Linked DNA regions of Homo sapiens: region 2 is linked to region 1. A link is a loop called in an ENCODE intact Hi-C map of the cell type or tissue named here. Cell type or tissue: PC-9. All regions are shown on one strand. Each heading gives the region's core, and the rest is flanking DNA. Links, peaks and the distances in the headings are about the cores only. Region 1 overlaps ANO1 (anoctamin 1). Region 2 holds the start of FGF19 (fibroblast growth factor 19).

The links. Peaks named below come from ENCODE experiments on the same cell type or tissue, not always from the same donor. Only the 100,000 strongest peaks of a DNase experiment are listed, where the experiment ranks them.
Region 2: a loop joins it to region 1, with 8 times the contacts of the local background. A loop is called at or near these places in 24 of 110 quality-filtered maps.

Annotation. Positions count from the first base shown.
Region 1 is chr11:70,185,769-70,196,269 of GRCh38, reverse strand. ANO1 (anoctamin 1) reads right to left here. Exons shown (of 26, transcript NM_018043.7): 26 at 6,740-8,532. The coding sequence ends at 8,266. Among named protein-coding and RNA genes, the nearest start is that of FADD, 12 kb to the left of the region's middle. RefSeq lists a silencer at 1-167 and an enhancer at 4,298-4,357. In PC-9, for the core only: CTCF peaks have their summits at 4,338 and 4,541 (motif pointing right); a DNase peak (open chromatin) is centred at 4,569; H3K27ac peaks cover 1,148 bases.
Region 2 is chr11:69,699,603-69,710,103 of GRCh38, reverse strand. It overlaps FGF19 (fibroblast growth factor 19), which reads left to right and starts at 6,082. Exons shown (of 3, transcript NM_005117.3): 1 at 6,082-6,459; 2 at 6,740-6,843. The coding sequence starts at 6,228. RefSeq lists enhancers at 3,142-3,771, 4,311-4,673, 8,811-9,763 and a promoter at 3,812-6,009. In PC-9, for the core only: CTCF peaks have their summits at 5,193 and 5,396; a DNase peak (open chromatin) is centred at 5,833; H3K4me3 peaks cover 1,305 bases; H3K27ac peaks cover 663 bases.

The sequences.
Region 1 (10,501 bases), core at 751-8,750:
AAGCAAAAGCAGGAGAAAGAATTTCTGCTGCCGAGGTTGGAACCAGGTCCGGGTAGTGGCTACAGCCACTGTGAGAAGGGAGTTTGAGGGAATATTTAGGACGTGCTCATTCAGTGTCTGAGTCCTGGCTACAGAAGTGGGATTTTGTTTTTGTTTTTGGAGACAAATTCTCTGTTGCCCAGGTTGGGGTACAGTGACATAATCACGGCTCACTGCAGCCTTGATCTCTCAGGCTCAAGCCATCCTCCCACCTCAGCCTCCCAAGTAGCTGGGACTACAGGTGCATGCCACAACACCTGACTAATTTTTAGCTTTTTTTTAAAAAAAATTTATTTTTTGTAGAGACAGGGTCTTGCCATGTTGCCCAGGTTGGTCTCAAACTCTTGAACTCAAGGTTGCACCACTGCACTCCTCTCACCTCAGCCTCCCAAAGTGCTGGGGTTACAGGCGTGAGCCACTGTGCCCAGCCCCAAAAGTGTGTATTTTTTTGTGGAAGTTGCTTGACTGTACACTTTTGTGCAATTTTCTCTATGTTTTACTTTAATGAAAATTGTGTGAGGAAGAGGGGGAGAAGGGAAGGGAAATGGACAATAGTAAATACATGACTTGGCAGGGCTGAGGAAATGAGGTGTTTGCTGAGCCTTTGCCCCATGGCTGCATTCTGGGCAGGCTCTGGCAGGGGCAGCAGACACCATCCCATCTGAGGAAGCCAGATGAAAATGCCTGGGCTGGTCCCATGTCTCCAGGCATAAGCTGTCTCTTTGCCTTTTGCTCTTCTGCCAAGGCTGTGTGAGTGAGTGGGGGTGAACTGCTTGCTGTGAGCATGTCTTCAGGTCAGAAGGCATCAGATTTACCTTCCACTACCCCCTTACCTCCTCCACCAACACTCCTGCTAACTTGATCCTGAGGCCCATTCATCTCAAAGGCAAAAAGACCCAATTGTCAGTCTATTTTCCATCCATCCACCCATACATGCATCTATCCATCCATCCATCCACCCATCCATCCATCCATCCACCCACCCATCCATCCATCCATCCACCTATCTATCTATCCATCCGTCCATCCACCTATCCATCCATCCATCTACTCACCCATCTACCCATCCATTCATCCTTCCACCCATCCATCCACACATCTATCCATCCATCCACACATCCATCCATACATCCATCCTTTCACCCATTCATCCGTCCACACATCCATCCACCCATCCACCATCCATCCATCCATTCATCCAGCATCCATCCATCCATCTATCCATCCATCCACACATCCATCCATCCTTCTATCCATTCATCTATCCATCCACCATCCATCTACCATCTACCCACCCATCTACCATCCATCCACACATCCATCCATCCATCCACCCAATCAATGCATCCATTCACCCACACATCCACTCACTCATCCACCATCCATCCATCCATTCACACATCCATCCACTCGATCCCTTCATCCATTCACACATCCATTCAATCAATGCATCCATTCACCCACACATTCACTCATCCACCATCCATCCATCCATTCACCCAGTCCATCCATCCGTCCACCCAATCCATCCATCCACTTACACATCCATCCACCCAATCCATCCACACATCCATCCAACCATCCACCATCCATCCATCCATCCATCCATCCATCCATCCATCCACACATCCATTCATTCACCCAATCCATCCATCCATCCACACATCCATTCATTCACCCAATCCATCCATCCATCCATCCATCCACTCATCCATCCATCCATCCATTCATCCATCCATCCATCCATTCATCTACCATCCATCCATTCATCCACCATCCATCCATCCATCCATCCACACATCCATTCATTCACCCAATCCATCCATCCATCCACACATCCATTCATTCACCCAATCCATCCATCCATCCATCCATCCATCCATCCATCCATCCATCCATCCACACATCCATTCATTCACCCAATCCATCCATCCATCCACACATCCATTCATTCACCCAATCCATCCATCCATCCATCCATCCATCCATCCATCCATTCATCCACCATCCATCCATCCACATATCCATCCATCCATCCACACATTTATCCATCCACCCATCCACCATCCATCCATCCATCCATCCATCCATCCACCCACACATCCATCCATCAATCTATCCATCCATCCATGCTTCCATCCATCCATCCATCTGTCCACCACCCAAACGTTCATCCGTCTATCCCCCATCCATCTATCCATCTAATCCTTGCTTGCTTATTCATTAATTCAGCACTTTCTGGTGCCTCCTCTGTGCCTGGCACTGTGCCAGTACTTCCTTCTGGCCTGTTTTCTGGTAAGTGTTAGCATTTATGTTCTTTGCTGTGGCTCTTACAAAACATGGGCAGGTAAATGTTGCCTGACATGTGAGGACACATATCACCTGGGGTCAGGGGCACACAAATGACTCCTGGGGGCCTGAAGATGAGTGTGTAGGATTTGGTGATGTGAGTGCTTTGGGCAGGGCTCTGAGTCCAGCCTTGGGGTGGAGACAGCCCTGCTTCAAGCACACACTTTGGCCAAGCTCTCAATCCCACTGCTGGTTCCAGATCCACAGACAGGGACCTTGGTCTGAGGCTTGTCTAGGGAGGCCCCAGCCTCAGCTGCCCCCATAGCCAGTGGGCAGGCATGTTTGGGAGGGTGAGGAGACTCAGGAAGGGCAGGCCCCACCGGGCTGCAGTCGAATGTGAGCATGAGACCTGGCGAACGTGGGGCTGTGCAGCAGAAGGTGTGATTTCTCAGCAGAACATGCAAACGTGGACTTTAAATGCCTGGTTTTCATATATTAAATTAACTTCAAAAGTTAACATGTGCTGAACCTACCGAACAGAGGTTGTCTTGGGCTTGATGCTATTCATGGTCCACCTCCACCCTCAGAGGAGAGCAGCGGAACCTGCATGGCCGGCCACCAGTGTGTCATTGCCAGGCCTGGTGGTGCAGCCGGTGCCCTCAGACCTCAGGGCCCGCTGGGCTCGCCCCCAACCCTGCCCCCAGCCACACTACTCTAGGGACCAGTAGTAGAAGACTTTTTGTGCCAGGCTCCTGGGTCCAAGGGGTGATGTGCTGCCAGCTTGTGGATGGCTGCAGTGGAGCCCTGAGCCTCTCTGAGCCTCCTGTGCCCATCTGTATAATAGCGGCACTGGCTGCAGTTTCCACCCTACAGCAGCCATGACCCCAAACATAAGTCAGATCCCATCACTGCCCTCATAGACACTGCCCAGCCCTGCCCATGGCACCTACCACCAAGTTCAAAGTCTTCACTCAGCCGGAGCCCTGCATGAGTCGTCTCTAGCCACCTCTCCTGCGTCTCCTGTCACCTCCCTGCCCCTCTGCTCCTGGAGCTCGTCCAGCAGCTGCTGCCTTGGCCTGTGCACCGACTGTTGTGTGTTTCTGGCTCCTTGTTGCTCAAGTCCCAAGGGGCCTCCCTGCGCAGTGTAGTCACTCACCCTCAGTCAGTCACACTCCCTGCTGGATTTTCATCAGCGCTCCCTTTTCTGAAGTTGTCTGGTTCCACGGTTGATTTTCTGGTTCAGCATTGGACTTCCTTTGTGAGAATGTCATGTGGGAGGGAAGGGGCTGTGTCCTTGTTCTTCACCCTTCTCGTCCTAGTGCCTGACACACAGTGGGAGTTCATTTTTTTTTGGTGTGTGTGTGTATATATATATATATATATATATATATATATATATATATTTTTTTTTTACTTAGAGACTGGGTTTCACTCTGTTGGCCAGGCTGGTCTTGAACTCCTGGCCTCAAGTCATCCACCTCGGCCTCCCAAAGTGCTAGAATTACAGACGTGAGCCACTGCACCTGGTCTAATTTTTATTTATTTTTTGAGACAGGGTTTTGCTCTGTTGCCCAGGCTGCAGTGCAGTGATGCAATCATAGCTCACTGCAGCCTTGACCTCCTGGGCTCAAGTGATTCTCCTACCTCACTCTCTCGAGTAGCTGGGGCCACAGGTGCCCGCCACCATGCCCAGCTAATTTTTTTATTTCTTGTAGAGACAGGGTCTTGCTATGTTGCCCAGGCTGGTCTCGAACTCCTGGGCTCAAGCAATCCTTCTGTCTGGGCCTCTCAATGCAGTAATCCCTCATGTGGGATTACCAGCATGAGCCGCTGCACTTGGCCTACAGTAGGAGTTCAATAAATGTTTCTTGAATGTTCCATACATGTTTATGAGGTCTGGCCTTCAGACTTGGCATTAAAGCGCCCTGAGATCTTGGTCAAGAGCCTGTTTCCTCATCTATCAGATGTGGCTGAAGGTCCCCACCTGTGCCCTCCCAGGCTCTGGGAGGACCCATGGAGACAGGAGGGCAGAGGGAAGGGGTTCCCGCGATGCCAATCCTGGGTGCCGTTCTCCCTGAGCCCTCCCTACAGGATTGAGAAAGTGGGTGCCGTTCTCCTTGGGCCCTCCCTACAGGATCGAGAATGTGGGGCCCAAGCTTTAGGAGGATGCGCCTGACCAAGGTGGCAAGGCGCTGTGCTGAGGAGAGCCAGCACAAGGGGGCGCCCGAGGCCTGCCACAGGTCGAAAGAGGCCCTGCCTTGTCCTGGCGGTGAAGGGAAGGTGGCCGACGCCGAGGGCCGCACAAGGACACTGTCCCCAGCCCGAAGCGCCATACTGCTTTGCTGACGCTGTTAAAAATATACGTTCTTTTATGAAGTGATAGTGATTATAGGTGACGGTTCTAAAAAAATGTCCCCACTTGCCCAAATGAAAACATTGACAACCCAAGGTCAGTCCCAAAACGTTTTGAAGAAATTTGGGGTCCATGAAACCCTAAATACTAGTCTGTTGGGTTGTGGGATCAGAGGTCGAGATATGGGATTCTTGGAAGAGCCTGCTAGAAAGTGTGACCACAATCCCCCATCCCAACATACACACACACACACACACACACACACACACAAACACAGAGGAATATGTGGTACATCTGTGCATACACACAAGCACACTCAGACACCAGTACATATGCACACACACCAGCACACATGCACACACACACTAGCATATATGCACACACACCAGCACATATGCACACACACACCAGCACATATGCACACACACAAGCACACATGCATACACACACTAGCATATATGCAGACACCAGCACACATGCACACACACACACCAGCACATATGCACACACACTAGCATATATGCACACATATCAGCACATATACACACACACCAGCACACATGCACACACACACCAGCACATATGCACACACACACCAGCACACATGCACACACACACGCCAGCACACATGCACACACAGCACATATGCATACACACAGCACACATGCACACACACACCAGCACATATGCGCACACACAGCATATATGCACACACACCAGCACATATGCACACACACACAGCACATATGCACACACAGCACATATGCACACACACCAGCACATATGCACACACACCGGCACATATGCACACACACAGCACATATGCATATACAAACACAGGCAAAGGCAAACACGTGTGTGAACCCTGGGGTGATGCACACTGACATGGTTTGGCTCTGTCCCCACCTGAATCTCATGTTAAATTGTAATCCCCACGTGTCGAGGGCGGGACCTGGTGGGAGGTGGTTGAATCATGAGGCGCATTTCCGCCATGCTGTTCTTGTGATAGTGGGTGAGTTCTCACAACATCTGATGGTTTGAAAATGTGGCACTTGTCCCCTTTGCTCGCTCTCTCCTGCTCCACCATTGTGAAGACGTGCTTGCTTCCCCTTTGCTTTCTGCTACGATCGTTAAGTTTCCTGAGACCTCTCAGTCATGCCTCCTGTTAAGCATGCAAAAGTGTGAGTCAATTAAACCTCTTTTCTTCGTAAATTATCCAGTCTCAGGTAGTTCTATTTATTTATATATTTTTTGAGATGGGGTCTAACTCTGTCACCCAGATTGGTGTGCTATGGCATGATCTCGGTTCACTGCAGCCTTTGCTTCCCAGGTTCAAGTGATTCTCCTGCCTCAGCCTCCCCAGTAGCTGAGATGACAGGTGTGCGCCACCATGCTCGACTAATTTTTATGTAACTTTTTTTTTTGGAGAGATGGGATTTTGCCATGTTGGCCAGGCTGGTCTTGAACTCCTCACCTCCAGCAATCCACCCGCCTTGTCCTCCCAAAGTGCTGGGATTACAGGTGTGAGCCACCACACCTGGGCTCAGGTAGTTCTTTATAGCAGTGTGAGAACGGATAATACATACATAAACCATGCAAACACATAAACACAGGCATTCACAAGTACACACACGCACTGTATACACACGTGCATGCACACATAGACATATACACACACATGCATATATGCACACGTGTCCACATGCACACACACCTGCACCCATATGCAAATACAAGCAAATACAAATGCATACATACACACGTGATGTACACAAACATGTAAAGACACAGGCACATGCACACAAGCAAATGCGAACATGCGTGCACATGATGCATGCAAAACACATGCAAATGAATAGGCACACACATGTGCATGCACAAATGCACACACGTACAGAAAGATGAAGTCCCAAGAACATTTAGAGCCATGCGCAGGCCGGCACCAAAGGAAAGAGATGCCTGTCCGTCAGTGCTGAGTTTGCAGGGTCACTGGACTCTGGGGACGGCCTGTGAGTTTCCCAGGCAGACGTCAGGCAGACAGCATTCAAGTGAGAAAAGTGTCGTATATTCAAATTTATTTAGATGAATGTCCAGCCACAGTCCTCTGTGGATTTGTGTACATTCACTTTTTAAAAAAATGGTTTCCATAAAAGGATTTTTGGTAATTGCCTAATTTTTAATACAGTATTTATATACAAAACCCACTTCAAACTACTTACTGTACAAGAGAAAAGAGAAGCATCAGATTGCATGATTTTAGCAAATAATGGAAATGTACGACACCTATGAACTTTGACCACAGTTGGCAGATTAAAGGGAATGTAACATCACATCAATGAGATCTTCAAGACAAATTTATTTCTATTTTTCCTCCTGGCCTTTGCTAAAATGATGTTTCTCTTGGTGCTTGAGAAATTTCAGAGAGTTGTTTAGTATCATTGCTGCAAATTTAGATCACTCATATCATTTATGAGACTTGGTTTTATACACTTTTAAAATAATTGTCCAACAGTGACATTCCTGTGAGTAAAAATATAGAGAAGTGTTACCAAAATATAAGCCTTTATTAATAAAAATCTTTGGTAGTAACAGTATTTTAAATTCCTCTCAACGATATTTGGTTAACTAATAAACTCCCTCCACCTTTGAGCTACAGAAAAAAAATCCTCAATCTACCATATAATTGATATTTGAAAAAAAACCCATAAATATTCTAAAGCTTCCAGGGGACCCCTGGAAGCCCTAAGACTTCTTGAAACCCTGACACCATCTGTGGAAATGCTTCCGAGGTCATCTCTCTCTGCCCATTTTCTGGTCAACCGGTTTTGTCCCATAAGGAAGATGAACAACTCTGAGGTCGGCTTGGTGTGATGGGGGCAGGTGTGTGGCTGACAGTGGGGAGCCTGCTGGGGACGCCAAGGGTGCTGTTTCCTGCTTAATCAGGGACACCTCTGTCCCCTTCTAGCTTTCCAGGGATAACTGGGATGCTCCCACGCCCCCTGTGTGGCTCAGGGATGAGGCACTTCTCTCTCAGCCACTCAACTGATGGAAGGAAAAGGCGATGGAAAGTCTAACTTTTCTGAAACAGGTAGGTGACACCTTTTGGAACCGGAATCAATCATTATTCTTGCGTGGGTTTTCCATTTTCCCTGAAGCATCGCACCAGCTTTTGCGCGATGCCTCGGCTTACCATTTTGCATCTATCTTAAGGAATTAGGAGGATTCAGAGGAGGGTTTCTACGGGCCTCTGCTCACTTTTCACCTCTAGGGAGACTCAAGTTTCCAAGCATTCTTTCTGCAAAGCACCTGCCTTTGCTACCTTATTGCCGTATTACCAGCCATCATTTTGATTCATCTTGAATACTACAGATTAAAAAATATTCCCTGCATAATGGCTTTGTGCAAAAACAAGGGAAAGAAAACAGAAAGAAGAAAGGAAAATGTCCTATCAGAAAGTGGTCCTCCATGTTTGCAGAAAACCCAGGACCCACCGGGCCCTGGTGGGAGCGGGAAGCCGCCTGCCCTGGGAGAGGGTGCCCATCGGTCAGGATGCCCGGCTGGCCTGCCCAGCCCCGCTGGCATAGCTACAGGACGCCCCCGTGGTAGGCATGGCTGGGGGCTGGGCTGCCGAGGCTGTCTGGGCAGGCTTTGGTGTTGTGGTGGTTGCACGGCGGCTCGTCCTTCTGCCGCTCCTTCTCCATCCAGGTTTCCAGCAGCTGCTGCTTGTCTTGCTCCTCCCGCATGAACAGCTCCACCATGAGCACCTTCTCCTTGTGGATCTGCTGGCTGATGTCCTTGGGGATGTCCGGGATGACCCAGTCCACAAAGTCGCTCATGAACATGACCAGGTTCTGGAAGGAGAGGCAACGCGTGGCAGAAGGGAGGATGGCGCCTGGGGAAGTGCTCCTGACCTCTCTGCCTGGCCCCCATCTGGTGGAGTGCCACCCCACCACCTCCTGGCCCATTGACCTCCCTGGGCCTCAGTTTTCCAGAAGCTATAAAGGAGGCATAGAACCACCCGGCAGGCCTCTGGGAAATGTTGGCCGACTTTCTCGAACAAATCTGAACTCAGTAATTGGGAAAATCATCTGAGTCATTCTGAATTCTTTGATCAGGAGACTCAGGAAGTGACCTGATGGATCACACATCGCCAAATCTAACGAGCATCGAGCCTTTGGGGAAAAACATGAAACTGGAAATAGCCACAAATGGATCAAACTTTTACAGTTTGCAAAGCGTCCCAGGGTCTCCCTGAACATCTACCACCTCCACGGAGACATTTCTGGTGGATAGAAGGCAACATAAGTCAGTTTTTATGGAAAAACGGAATCTTCTTGTTTGCTGAACATCTGTCCAGCAAGCACGTGTGAGCACCCCCGGCTGAGCAGGTTCCCGCCACGGGCGGTGCTGGTGCCCCCTGGATTGGTGTCTTCTCCTGGTTGGTGCTCCCAGTCCCCAGCTGGGGCTGGGGTTGGCTGCTCACGCTCGCAGCTGCAGAACTTATGCCCCATCCCATCTCCCTCTTCCCAGCCTGGTCAGCCCAAAGCAGTGACTGGTCCATCTAGGGGCTGCCTTGCCTCCAGGTGAGGCCAGGTCTGGGGTGCCATGCCTGCTCCGGGGCTCCCTTGGGATAAGGCTGGGCTGTCTCTGGCCGAGACCCCTCCTTGCTGGGCTCTCAGGCTCTGGTCTGCGGAACCCAGCCCCACACACCTTTTGCACTGCTTGCTGTGAAAAGCTGATGGATGGGGCCACTGAGCTTAGAGGAGTGGAAGGGCCTGCCCTGTGACAGAACTGGGACTTGAACCCAGTCTTGGGGATTCCAGAATCAGAGCCCTTGGCCCACTGCCTTCCTAGCATCGACTTAATCGAGACTAGAGGGACACCTGCGAGCAGAATCTTGGCGGTGCCCACAGCCCAGGATACTGCCTCTCTGGGACCTCAGCTGCCGGTGCACAGCTGGCACCCTAGCCTGGGGTCCCGCTCCACTGGGAGTCCCTCTGGCCTCAGAGAGTTGGCCCAGACCCCTCCCTAGAGACTGGGCCAGCTGGGGCTGGGTCCCCTGGCTGCTGGCTGCAGCTGGGGTCATCTGACAGCCCACTGCCCTCCTGTCTGTCCTGACTCTGCCTGCTACCACAGACATGGTGTGAGAATGAGAGGGACAGAGGTGGGGTCCCCTTTCTCCATGTCTTTCTTCCTTCCTTCCTTCCTTCCTTCCTTCCTTCCTTCCTTCCTTCCTCCCTCCCCCTCCTCGTCCTCCTCCTCCTCCTCTCCTTCTCCTTCTTTTCTCTCTCTCTCTTTTTTGAGATGGAGTTTCACTCTTGTTGCTCAAGCTGGAGTGTAGTGGCACGATCTCGGCTCACTGCAACCTCTGCCTCCTGGGTTCAAGTGATTCTCTTGCCTCAGCCTCCTGAGTAGCTGGGATTACAGGTGTGCACCACCACACCCGGCTAATTTTTGATATTTTTAGTAGAGACAGGGTTTCACCATGTTGGCCAGGCTGGTCTTGAACTCCTGACCTCAGGTGATCCACCTGCCTCGGTCTCCCAAAGTGCTGGGATTACAGGTGTGAGCCACTGTGCCTGGCCCCTGTCTCTTTCAATAAAGACACTTCTACTGGATTAAACCCACCAGCGAGTCAGAACCCTTCTGCCGGTGCTCATCCGGCCCCTCTATTGGCCTTCCTCTCTCATGAGGTTGTCTTGGGCCCTGTCAGTGCAGGGGGCCTGGGGTCGGCCAAGTCCCCTCCTCGGGTGTCCCAGAGCAAGTTCTCCAAGCCTCTGGAGGAGTCTCTGAACCCCTGGCTTTAGCAGCTCCTGACTT
Region 2 (10,501 bases), core at 837-8,836, 490 kb after region 1:
TTTGTGACTCAAATTCAGCTAGAACTGCATTCAAATCCCAACTCTGCTGTTTATTGGCTTTATTTGTGACTCTGGGCAAGGAGCAGTTTCTGAGCCTCACTTTGCCCCTCTTTAGAATGGGAGCTATGAGACCCAAATACCGTGAGGCATGTAAACTGCCCAGGACAGTTCTGGGCACTTGGTGTCAGCCATCACTACCACCACCACCATGGCCAGAGGATTTCAAGCACTCAGCAAATGGTGCTGGCCAGGCCTGTCCTGGGATTTCCTAACCATCTCGGACAGAAGAAAGAAAAAAGACATTGTGGAAAGGTGGCTGAGCTTTTGGAGAGAAAAGACCCTCCCTTTGGGCATGAAGTTTGAAGAGCCATCCACTTGTGGAGTCTGGGACTCATCCTTCTCCACGAAAGGTTTATGAAGCAGACAGAGGCCAGGGCTTCTGAGAATTTCCAACCTCGATATTTTCACTTTATGGTTTTTCACGAAGTCAGCATGAACACGGTTAATGTTTTCTCATTAAGCTACTTTTTGTTTTCTTTCAGTAGCTGACATTCAAAGCCTGGGCGCATTCTTTCACGACGTTGCTACTCTGACAGCTCAACACATTCGCGATGGGAACTCATATCTGTTTTGATGAGGGAGACCAGAGGGAAAAGAGCATTCACGTACAGAAATACCCTTTGTGGCTACTTCTGTCAGCTCCTGTCCTCACAGGTGAGAAAAGTAAGGCTCACAGCACAAGCAGGCCCTCCCAGCTAGGGGAGCTCACGTCCTGGGCCTTCTGAACCGGCAGTAAAGGGAGGGCTCCGACTCCAGCTTTGCTATGCCTCATGGTGCCTGCTGGTGGTGGTGCTTACACACCAGGAGCCCCTGTCCCGGGATAAGACACAGCACAGCCTGGATTTACAAGCCCCACTGTTTGGGTTCAAATTCCAACTTCACCACTAACAGGGTGTGCGACCTTGGGTCACTCGGCCACTTTTCTGGGGCCCCCATTTCCCTCCTGCTCCATGGGGAAGGGGGAATAGAATACCATGGGGGCTCTTGCGGAGATTTGAGCTGAGAACATCCATGTGTGCTCAGGCTCACCGCAGATGTCTGGAGGAAGCTGTGCTGCCCTTTGTGTGAACAGAAGCAGGGCAGCTTCCTGAATTCCACCCTTTACACAGGGCCAGGGCCTACCTGGGGGAGAGACGACAGGGCTCAGTAATTCCAAGAGCGGACATGCGCGAGATGCGTCTCCAAGAATGTTCTCCCCTGCATGGTCTGGCAGGGGACGTTGGAAACAACCTAAACGTCCAGCAATAGGGGACAACAGATTGTATCACTCAGATGTGCTGGTGTCAAAGGCTGTGCTAGGATATTTAATCCCAAGGAAAGTGTTTACAACTGAGTTGGTGGAAAGGAGGTTACAATTCAAATGATTTTTTTTTAAGATACATACATACTTTTTTTATTATTATTTATTTTTCAGTATCACTCTGTTGCCCAGGTTGGAGTGCAGCGGTGTGATCTTGGCTCACTGCAACCTCCGCTCCCTGGGTTCAAGCGATCCTTCCACCTCAGCCTCCACAGCAGCTGGGACTGCAAGCATGCGCCACCACACCCAGCTAATTTTTGTATTTTTAGTAGAGATGGGGTTTCACCATGTTGGCCAGGCTGGTCTTGAACTCCTGACCTCAGGTGATCCACCCACCTTGGCCTCCCAAAGTGCTGGGATTACAGGAGTGAGCCACCGCACCCAGCTGAATCTCATTTTTCAAGATGAAAAGAGTTCTGGAGATGGATGGTGGCGGTGATCCACACAGCTTTATGAATGTATTAATTCCTCTGAACTGTACATTTAGAAATGGTTAGGATGGTAAATTTTATGTTGTTTATGTTTCAACACAATAAAACAACTGGAAAAAAAGTATCTATTAATGCTTATTTAAAATTCAGACACAATTTACTTTAGAATTTAATAGAAATTGCTCTGAAAAAAATGCACCTTAATTTTAAGGGAACAGCTCTATTAGTTTTGATAAATGTCATTGCCTGTGTATTCACTACCACAATAAAGATAGAGAACATTTTCATCTTCCATTTATCCTTCTCTGCTTTTTTTTTTTTTTTTTTTTTTTTTTTTTTTTTGAGACAGAGTCTCTCTCTGTTGCCCAGGCTGGAGTACAGTGGTGCGATCTCGGCTCACTGCAACCTCTGCCTCCTGGGTTCAAGCAATGCTCCTGCGTTGGCCTCCCAAAGTGCTGGGATTACAGGCATGAGCCACCACGCCCAGCCTTCTATTTACCCTTTTCTAGTGGATCTCCATCCAGCTTTTTGTCACTATATATCTTTTTCTAGAGTTGCCATTAAATTTTAAAATAAGTAATAAATGTAGCAAAGATCGCCAGAGAGCAGCATTTACAACAGTAACAATAGCTACCCTTCTGTTATGTGCTTTACATGTGCCAGGCTGTCTCTATCTTACAAATATTGGTCACTTGATAGATGGGGATGTCTTTTCTAATGCTCGTATTAACCCTGTAAATTAGCGTTCCTTTTGCTGTTTTACAAATGAGGAAATGGAATCTCAAAGAGGTCTTCCTTCTACTCTGTCACAGTCTCTGCCAATTTCTGGGCTAGCTGGGTGGCCTCATTTCAGAATAACGATGCGTATGGGGGAAGAAATGGCTGTTGGTGAATCAGAAAGTCTTGGGGGAAATAATGCATGTTCTAGCAGGTTGTAGCAAAAATACTGGGCTGAGATTCAGGAGTCCCTGGGTCTCAGCCTCCAGTTGGCCAGGAACCAGCTGTGGGGCGTGGCCTCGATCACCTCAGTGTTCACAGCTCTCTCGGTCCCACGCTACCCTGCAGTTCTTATTTTCTGATAAAGACTTTTACCACACCCAGAAGTTTCTCCAATTACAAAATAATTTTCAATCACAAGGTGGGAGCAGGGGGTTTGGGAGGGGCTCTAGGGAGTGCTTATGTAGAAGAATGCACATTTGACAGCAAAACATACATTTCTAACTGTAAAATGAAAGGAAAACTATGATTTTCATAATGTAAAAATTGGAGGTGAAGCCGAATAAGATGTTCTTAGACACTGGGACACGGGTTTAGAAATGGTGGAAATCACTCATTTGCCATAATCAGGAAGAAGGAACCTCTACACCCTCAGATGGAAGAAGGAAGACTCCAGAAAAAGGATTTACGGTTCTACAGGGCAATTAAATAAAAAAATAAAAAATGAATTAAAAAAAAAAAGCTAACATCAAATCCAGAACAAAGCCAAGCCAAGCCCTTCTGGACACCTGGGCTGGAGACCCCCATACCCCTGCATGGGTGAGCGGGACATCCAGGTGCCTTGGACCCTACCTGCTACCCATTGCCCATGCCATTCAATGAATGAAACCCCACCTGGGCGATTCAGCCGGCTTAGCCACCCAGGGGCAAATCAAACACAACCTGAAAAGCAAAGTCAGCCCAATGCAGCACACAGGTGGCTTCAGAGGTCCCGGTGTGCACAGAACAGAGTGGGAGGAGGACCTCAGCCCTTGCCACACCTCTGCTCTCGCCAGGAGAGCCCCTTGCTGGCCAGCACTGCCTTGTCCTCTGCAGGCTTGGCTCCCTCTAACCACACACACCAGGGAGCCCAGCAAACACCCAAGATCGTGTGCCTGGCCCACCTGGGGCAAACCCTCGAGGCCCGGCAGTCCATCTCTGTAACCGTCAGCTACCTCACATGAGCAGGATCCATCCCCTAAGCTCTCAGAGCATTGCTGTGCCTGTGAGATGGCCGGCACACAGCTGACCTCAAGGCCTGCCATCAACACCTTCATGAGTGCTACATCCCAGGCCCTCTCTGTCCCCTCTTCCTTGTCACCCTCAGGACAAGCCTGAGAGCAAGCTGAGAGGGCAATGGGTCAGCGGTCCACGACCTACCCAGGGAGTGGCCGGGTGTGATCCATGCTACAGTGGGTCTGACCCCGGAGCCCCTGTCCCGGGATAAGACGCAGCACAGCCTGGATTTACGAGCCCCACTGTTTGGGTTCAAATTCCAACTTCACCACTAACAGAGTGTGCGACCTTGGGTTACTCGGCCACTTTTCTGGGGCCATTTCCCTCCTGCTCCATGGGGGAGGGAGGAATAGAATACTGTGGGGGCTCTTGTGGAGATTTGAGCTGAGAACCTCCATGAAGCGCTCAGAACAGGGGCTGGGGGACAGCAGCCGCCTTCCTCATTTCCCCACCTCCCTGATCGCATCAGCCACTCTCTTCCCCATGTCCCTGGAAGGGGCTGCAGAGGGGTAGGGGTGGAACCAGAGGCTGCCATCGCCCCCACCCGGTTTGGGTCGTGTCCCCCAGTGCAGCCTCTGCCATCGCCCTCAAGAGCATTTATCACGCATTTACCACGGATCTTTAAAACGAAAGCTGCAGGGGAGGGTAATTAAGTTTAATAGGAGCCGCCGTCGATTTAAAGCCACAGGGGGGAAGTAATTAGATTTAACAGAAGCCACGGCTTTCTGAACCAAGACACACAGCGTGGGGGTCCCTGGTCTAGAAAGCCTTCGGGATGATGTCTTTTTGTAAAGACTTTCCTGGTGACATTTGCTGCGCCCTCAGTCATTAACGCCAGTCACTGACTGGGGAATGAATGTGGCCTCTGCTCATTGAAATTCATTAGGCCTGGCATTTCTCTCGCTGTCTCTCCTGTTTGCCCTCCCCATCGCCTTTGCGCTGGGCCAGGAGGGCTCTGCCCCCAAAACCAGCCTCCTGGGGCCCCACATCCAGGAGCTGGGGGTTTGGAAGAATAACAAGAAATAATTAGAGTTAAACCAAAGCCCCGTAGGAGGACCCCTTTATTCCCCGCCTGGGTATTCTCTGGATGTCGTTTTCTTTATTGGCAGGAACCGCTTCATGGAGCGGCCCCCATTTCTTTCCTCACCTGGCACCTGCCCGGACGCCAGGGGCGCCCATCACCGTTCCTGGGCCCCTTCCCGACCCCTCCCCACCAGGTAAGGCGCTCTCGACCTCCCCGACCGTGCTGTTCCTCCTGACCCCGTGCGCAGGGACTCGGGGACTCAAAAACCAGACCCCCGACACAAGACAGCTCAAAAAACGGGAAACGGAGGCCCAGGCCTCCCTCCCTGCGCCCCTGCCTCCACCACCCTCCAGCCGAGAAGCTGGGGTTCACCAATCCCGCAGCTGGCCCGCCCACCCTGCCCGAGAGCCTCCTTCCCAGTGCCCCCTTTCAGGTTGCATCTCGCGCACAGCCGCGGGGCCGGGGCGAGCGCGGAGCAGGCAGGGGCGCGGGGCCAGGAGCGCAAAGCCCAGGCGGACGCCGAGGCTGCGGCGCCACCTACAGTCCGCGCGGCTTCCATTGTTTCCCCGCCGGCCGAGAGCGCGCCCGGCCCCCCGTCGGGGGGCAATTTACCCGGATAAAAGGGGCGGGGCAGGAATTGCAAGAAGATGAAGCTGAAAGAACCTGAGACTGTCGGAACTGCCGGGGAAAATTCTACGGGACGGCTTTGACGTCAGATGTGCGGGGCTGCGAAAGTCGGGGGAGGGAGTGCGAGTGGGCTTTTAAGGGGAAGGGCACTAAGGCCGAGGTGAGGCTTTTCCCGACAGAGGGTGAAGGGGGCAAAACTCGGTGCCCCCCAACCTCTGGCCCCGGGGTTCCTGACCCCGCCCCCGCTAGTGCCCCACGCCGAGTGCATCCACTGGGAGCCTGAGGCCTGGGGGAAGGGCCCCAGTTGTCGATTGCTTTACAAAGTCAAACTCTCCCAGCCAAGAACCTCGGGGCCGCTGCGCGGTGGGGAGGAGTTCCCCGAAACCCGGCCGCTAAGCGAGGCCTCCTCCTCCCGCAGATCCGAACGGCCTGGGCGGGGTCACCCCGGCTGGGACAAGAAGCCGCCGCCTGCCTGCCCGGGCCCGGGGAGGGGGCTGGGGCTGGGGCCGGAGGCGGGGTGTGAGTGGGTGTGTGCGGGGGGCGGAGGCTTGATGCAATCCCGATAAGAAATGCTCGGGTGTCTTGGGCACCTACCCGTGGGGCCCGTAAGGCGCTACTATATAAGGCTGCCGGCCCGGAGCCGCCGCGCCGTCAGAGCAGGAGCGCTGCGTCCAGGATCTAGGGCCACGACCATCCCAACCCGGCACTCACAGCCCCGCAGCGCATCCCGGTCGCCGCCCAGCCTCCCGCACCCCCATCGCCGGAGCTGCGCCGAGAGCCCCAGGGAGGTGCCATGCGGAGCGGGTGTGTGGTGGTCCACGTATGGATCCTGGCCGGCCTCTGGCTGGCCGTGGCCGGGCGCCCCCTCGCCTTCTCGGACGCGGGGCCCCACGTGCACTACGGCTGGGGCGACCCCATCCGCCTGCGGCACCTGTACACCTCCGGCCCCCACGGGCTCTCCAGCTGCTTCCTGCGCATCCGTGCCGACGGCGTCGTGGACTGCGCGCGGGGCCAGAGCGCGCACAGTGAGTGCCCGCCAGCACCCCCGCCCGCCCCGCCGCGCGCACCCCACCCCGCTGCGCGCGCCCCACCCCAGCGCCCTTCCTTCCTTTGCCACCCTTAGGCTCCTGCGGACCCCTCAACTCCTGGGAACCCCAGGTTTTGGCACCTGGACGTTAGGATCCCTCCGTTAGTCCCCAAACAGCGCGGGACGCTAGGGAGAAGCACAGGCTTGTGGACCGACCGCACCCACGTGGTGCGGGCCCAGCGGTCCTTGCTGCAGCTTCTCGCTTCCCCTGCGCCTAGGTTTGCTGGAGATCAAGGCAGTCGCTCTGCGGACCGTGGCCATCAAGGGCGTGCACAGCGTGCGGTACCTCTGCATGGGCGCCGACGGCAAGATGCAGGGGCTGGTAAGTGTCCCCACGGGGCGGATGCGCCGGGGCGGGGGACCGGCGCCTGTCCCCGGGCGGAGGCCTGAAGGAGAGAAAGGCGCTGGTTCGAATCCAGGGTTTCCTCGCCTCCTCCGCCCAGACCCGCGTGCAACTTCGAGGGAAAGATTGCAAAGACCGATTAAGTGCATGTCCGACGATTTCCTACGGAAATTTAGGGTCTCAGCCAGCAGCCAGAGAATAGGCAAAAGCTGCCTTTGCATTTCCAATTGAGTCAAAGGCCGGCCTAGCCGGACCGAGGAAACCCATTATTCGGCCTCCTTTGATATTAAACAGGAAAACCCACCTCGGGCCTTTTCAGCCTCTGCCTGCGCGTGTGTGGTCCTCGCCTCCGTTTCCCTCCCTCCAGTATAAAAGAAGAAAAAAAGAATGGGAAAGAAAAAAGAGGATCTACCCATAACTTTCCTTTAAAAACAAATCAATTGTCAAGCAAGGCAGAAAACAGTGCATTTGGGATAGGAGAGATTTTTTTTTTAGAATTAATTTTTAATCTACCAGGAGCACGGTGTGGCTTAGACGCAGATGCGCTGGAGTCATGTTGCGCCAGGGGAGTGCTTTTCCTCCTGCGGGCCTCACCTGTCCTGTAAACGCTTTCTGGTGGGGGCAGGGGGTGGGGGCTGGCAGGGAAGGCCCAGGTAACCGCAGAGGTCCCGGGGCCGGAAGTGTACGAGCGCTGGGGCTCTGGTGGCCGGGAACAAAGGCTGGGAGTTCAAAGGAACGAACCCGCGCCCCTCCCGCGGCCCCGCGCGCAGAGGAGGCTGTGTGAGGTCTCGGCCCGCGCAGGCCTCACACGCAGCCCCGGACTCCCTGGCGGAGCAGGGGCCAGGGCGGGGGTGGCCGCGCCTGCCCGGGGCCCCCACCCCAGAAAGGATGCAGAGGCGGGGCCGCCTCCGGCCCAACCAGCTCCTTTGTGAACAGCGGGACAAAGCATTTTAGAGTCTCAAAATTGCTCGGTGCCTCTGCCGTGCTCCGTGTACTCGGAGCGCCTGTTTCAGGTTTTATGGCGGAGTCCTGCGTGAGAGGACTGCAGAGAAAGGGGGTGGTCGGCACGCTGGACGCTGACTCCCACCCAGAGCCGCTCCAAACCCACCCTTGCAACTTTAATTTTGACATTTACTATGGCAGGGGGTGTGGGGGTTCCTAATGATGGGAGGCCAGCAGGGGACGTCAACCTAACCCGCCATTCTGCCCAAATTGGGGGTTGGGTCACCTGAAATCCCTCTGTGCCTTTTTTTTTTTTTTTTTTTTTTTTTTTTGGCAGAGTCTTGCTCTGTCGCCCAGGCTGGAATGCAGTGGCCAGATCTCGGCTCACTGCAACCTGTGCCTCCCAGGTTCAAGCGTTTCTGCTACCTCAGCCTCCCATGGAGCTGGGATTACAGGTACCCACCACCAAGCCCAGCTACCTTTTGTATTTTGGGTAGAGATGGGGTTTCACCATGTTGGTGGCCAGGCTGGTCTTGAACTCCCGACCTCAAGTGATCCGGCCGTCTCGGCCTCCCAAAGTGCTTTGGGATTAGAGGTGTGAGCCACCGCGCCCAGCCCCCTTTGTGCCTCTTGATCCCCTGTGCATGGTCTAACAGAAATTGAGGATCTTTTTTTTTTTTTTTTTTTTTTTGAGACGGAGTCTCGCTTGCTCTGTCGCCCAGGCTGGAGTACAGTGGTATGATCTTGGCTCACTGCAACCTCCACCTGCGGGGTTCAAGCAATTCTCCTGCCTCAGCCTCCCAAGTAGCTGGGATTACGGGCACCGTGCCACCATGACCGGCTAGTTTTTTTGTATTTTTAGTAGAGATGAGGTTTCACCATCCTGGCCAGGCTGGTCTCGAACTCCTGACATCACGATCTGCCTGCCTCAGCCGCCCAAAGTGCTGGGATTACAGGCATGAGCCACCTCGCCTGGCCTCTTTCTTAAATAAAAATGCCACATTCTTCTAGAAACTTGAAGTCATTTCGTTTTCTGTATGGAGAAAGTGATACTAATTTCTCCCAAAGGACAAGCCAAGTAAATAGAAGAAGGTCCTCCAATCATTCGGTTTTGTGTTCCTTGTTTATTGATCATTTGGCATTTTTGGGAGTTTGGGAGAAATCACGCTTGCTGTCCGATGCTTTGTCCCAGCCATCCGTGGGCTCGGCAGGAGCCTGGGTTGCTGCAATGAGCCTCTTATCAGGAGCTTATTAGCACAGGTACCTCGTCACCCACCTGCAGTTCAGTGACCTTTGCAGACTTAGGCAGGAACCTGACTGAGGCCGTCCTGCAGTGTGTTTACTGCCCAGCCCTTCCGGCTCCCGCCTGCGCCTGTCCTGGGTCGCCAAGGGGTAATGACACCGGTGTGGGATGGCACTTGCCCACTGGCACCTCTCAACCCCGTGGACTATGAATGTTCTAAGACAAGGCTTCCCTCAGCACACATTTCCGGCCACCAGCTGGGCGCCGGCCTGGCCTGGCCTGGCCTGGGGGAGGGGCTGCTGAGATCTGCCTCCTGGCAGCCTGCCTGGAAGGCCCTTGGTGACTGAATGGAGGAGACAGCGGGGCTGATGGTTCTCAGAACTGCTGCAGACCAGAAGGCCTTAGAATGATAAAGGCACACAGTGATTTCTGAGATAGGTGGGGAACAGATGCTTTCATCTGGGACCCAGATCGGATCACACGCAATTTATTTAAAAGACCTATCCTAAGATGACAACCCAGTTTATCAGTGTTTCCCAAAGTGCCAATGAAATACCCAGGAACTTTTTAAATGCCAGGAGTTATGTCTGTAATGTAAAGGGTGAGGGAAACACAGACGGCATTCCTGTGGGTTGATGGATATTATTGCTTAGGACAAGGCTCTCGAAAAAGTGAGGTAATTTAGTGGAAATTATTTGGGTCTATATAGAGTGTATATGTAGTATTAAGTATATACATAAAATATACATATATGAAATAATAAACCTCAGTTTTGTCTGTGTGCATGTATATCTATATAAAGATTATAATTTATAAAGGTATATAAATGTATATTTAATTTATTAATGGGTTATATATTAACATAATGTACATATTATATATGCTTACACTTACAGTACATTTATATATGTGTGTGTGTTCTCTGTGTATATATATAGTTGTGGGTTTTTTGTTTTGTTTTTTTTTGAGACAGGGTCTTGCTCTATCACCCAGACTAGAGTGCAGTGGCATGATCATTGCTCAGTGCAGCCTTGACTACCCAGCCTCAACCCATCCTCCCACCTCTCAGCCTCCCGAATAGCTGGGCCTACAGGCGCCCACCTCCATGACCTGCTAATGTTTGTACTTTTTGTCAAGATGGAATTTTACCATGTTGCCCAGGCTGGTCTCAAACTCCTGGATTCAGGTGATCCATCTGCTCTGGGCCTCCCAAAGTGCTGGGACTACAGGTGTGACCTACTGTGCCTGGCCTTAAAGTACATTATATATTATATATACTTACATATATAAAGGTATATTTTATATATACTTACACGTACAGTGTGTACATCAGGAAGTATGTATAAAACATGCAAGTGATGCTTATGTGGAAGGTCACTGCTGGTGGCCACCAGGGACAGTCTGTAGCACAAACGTCCATGTGGACCCGTGTTCCCTGTCCACTGTGGATTG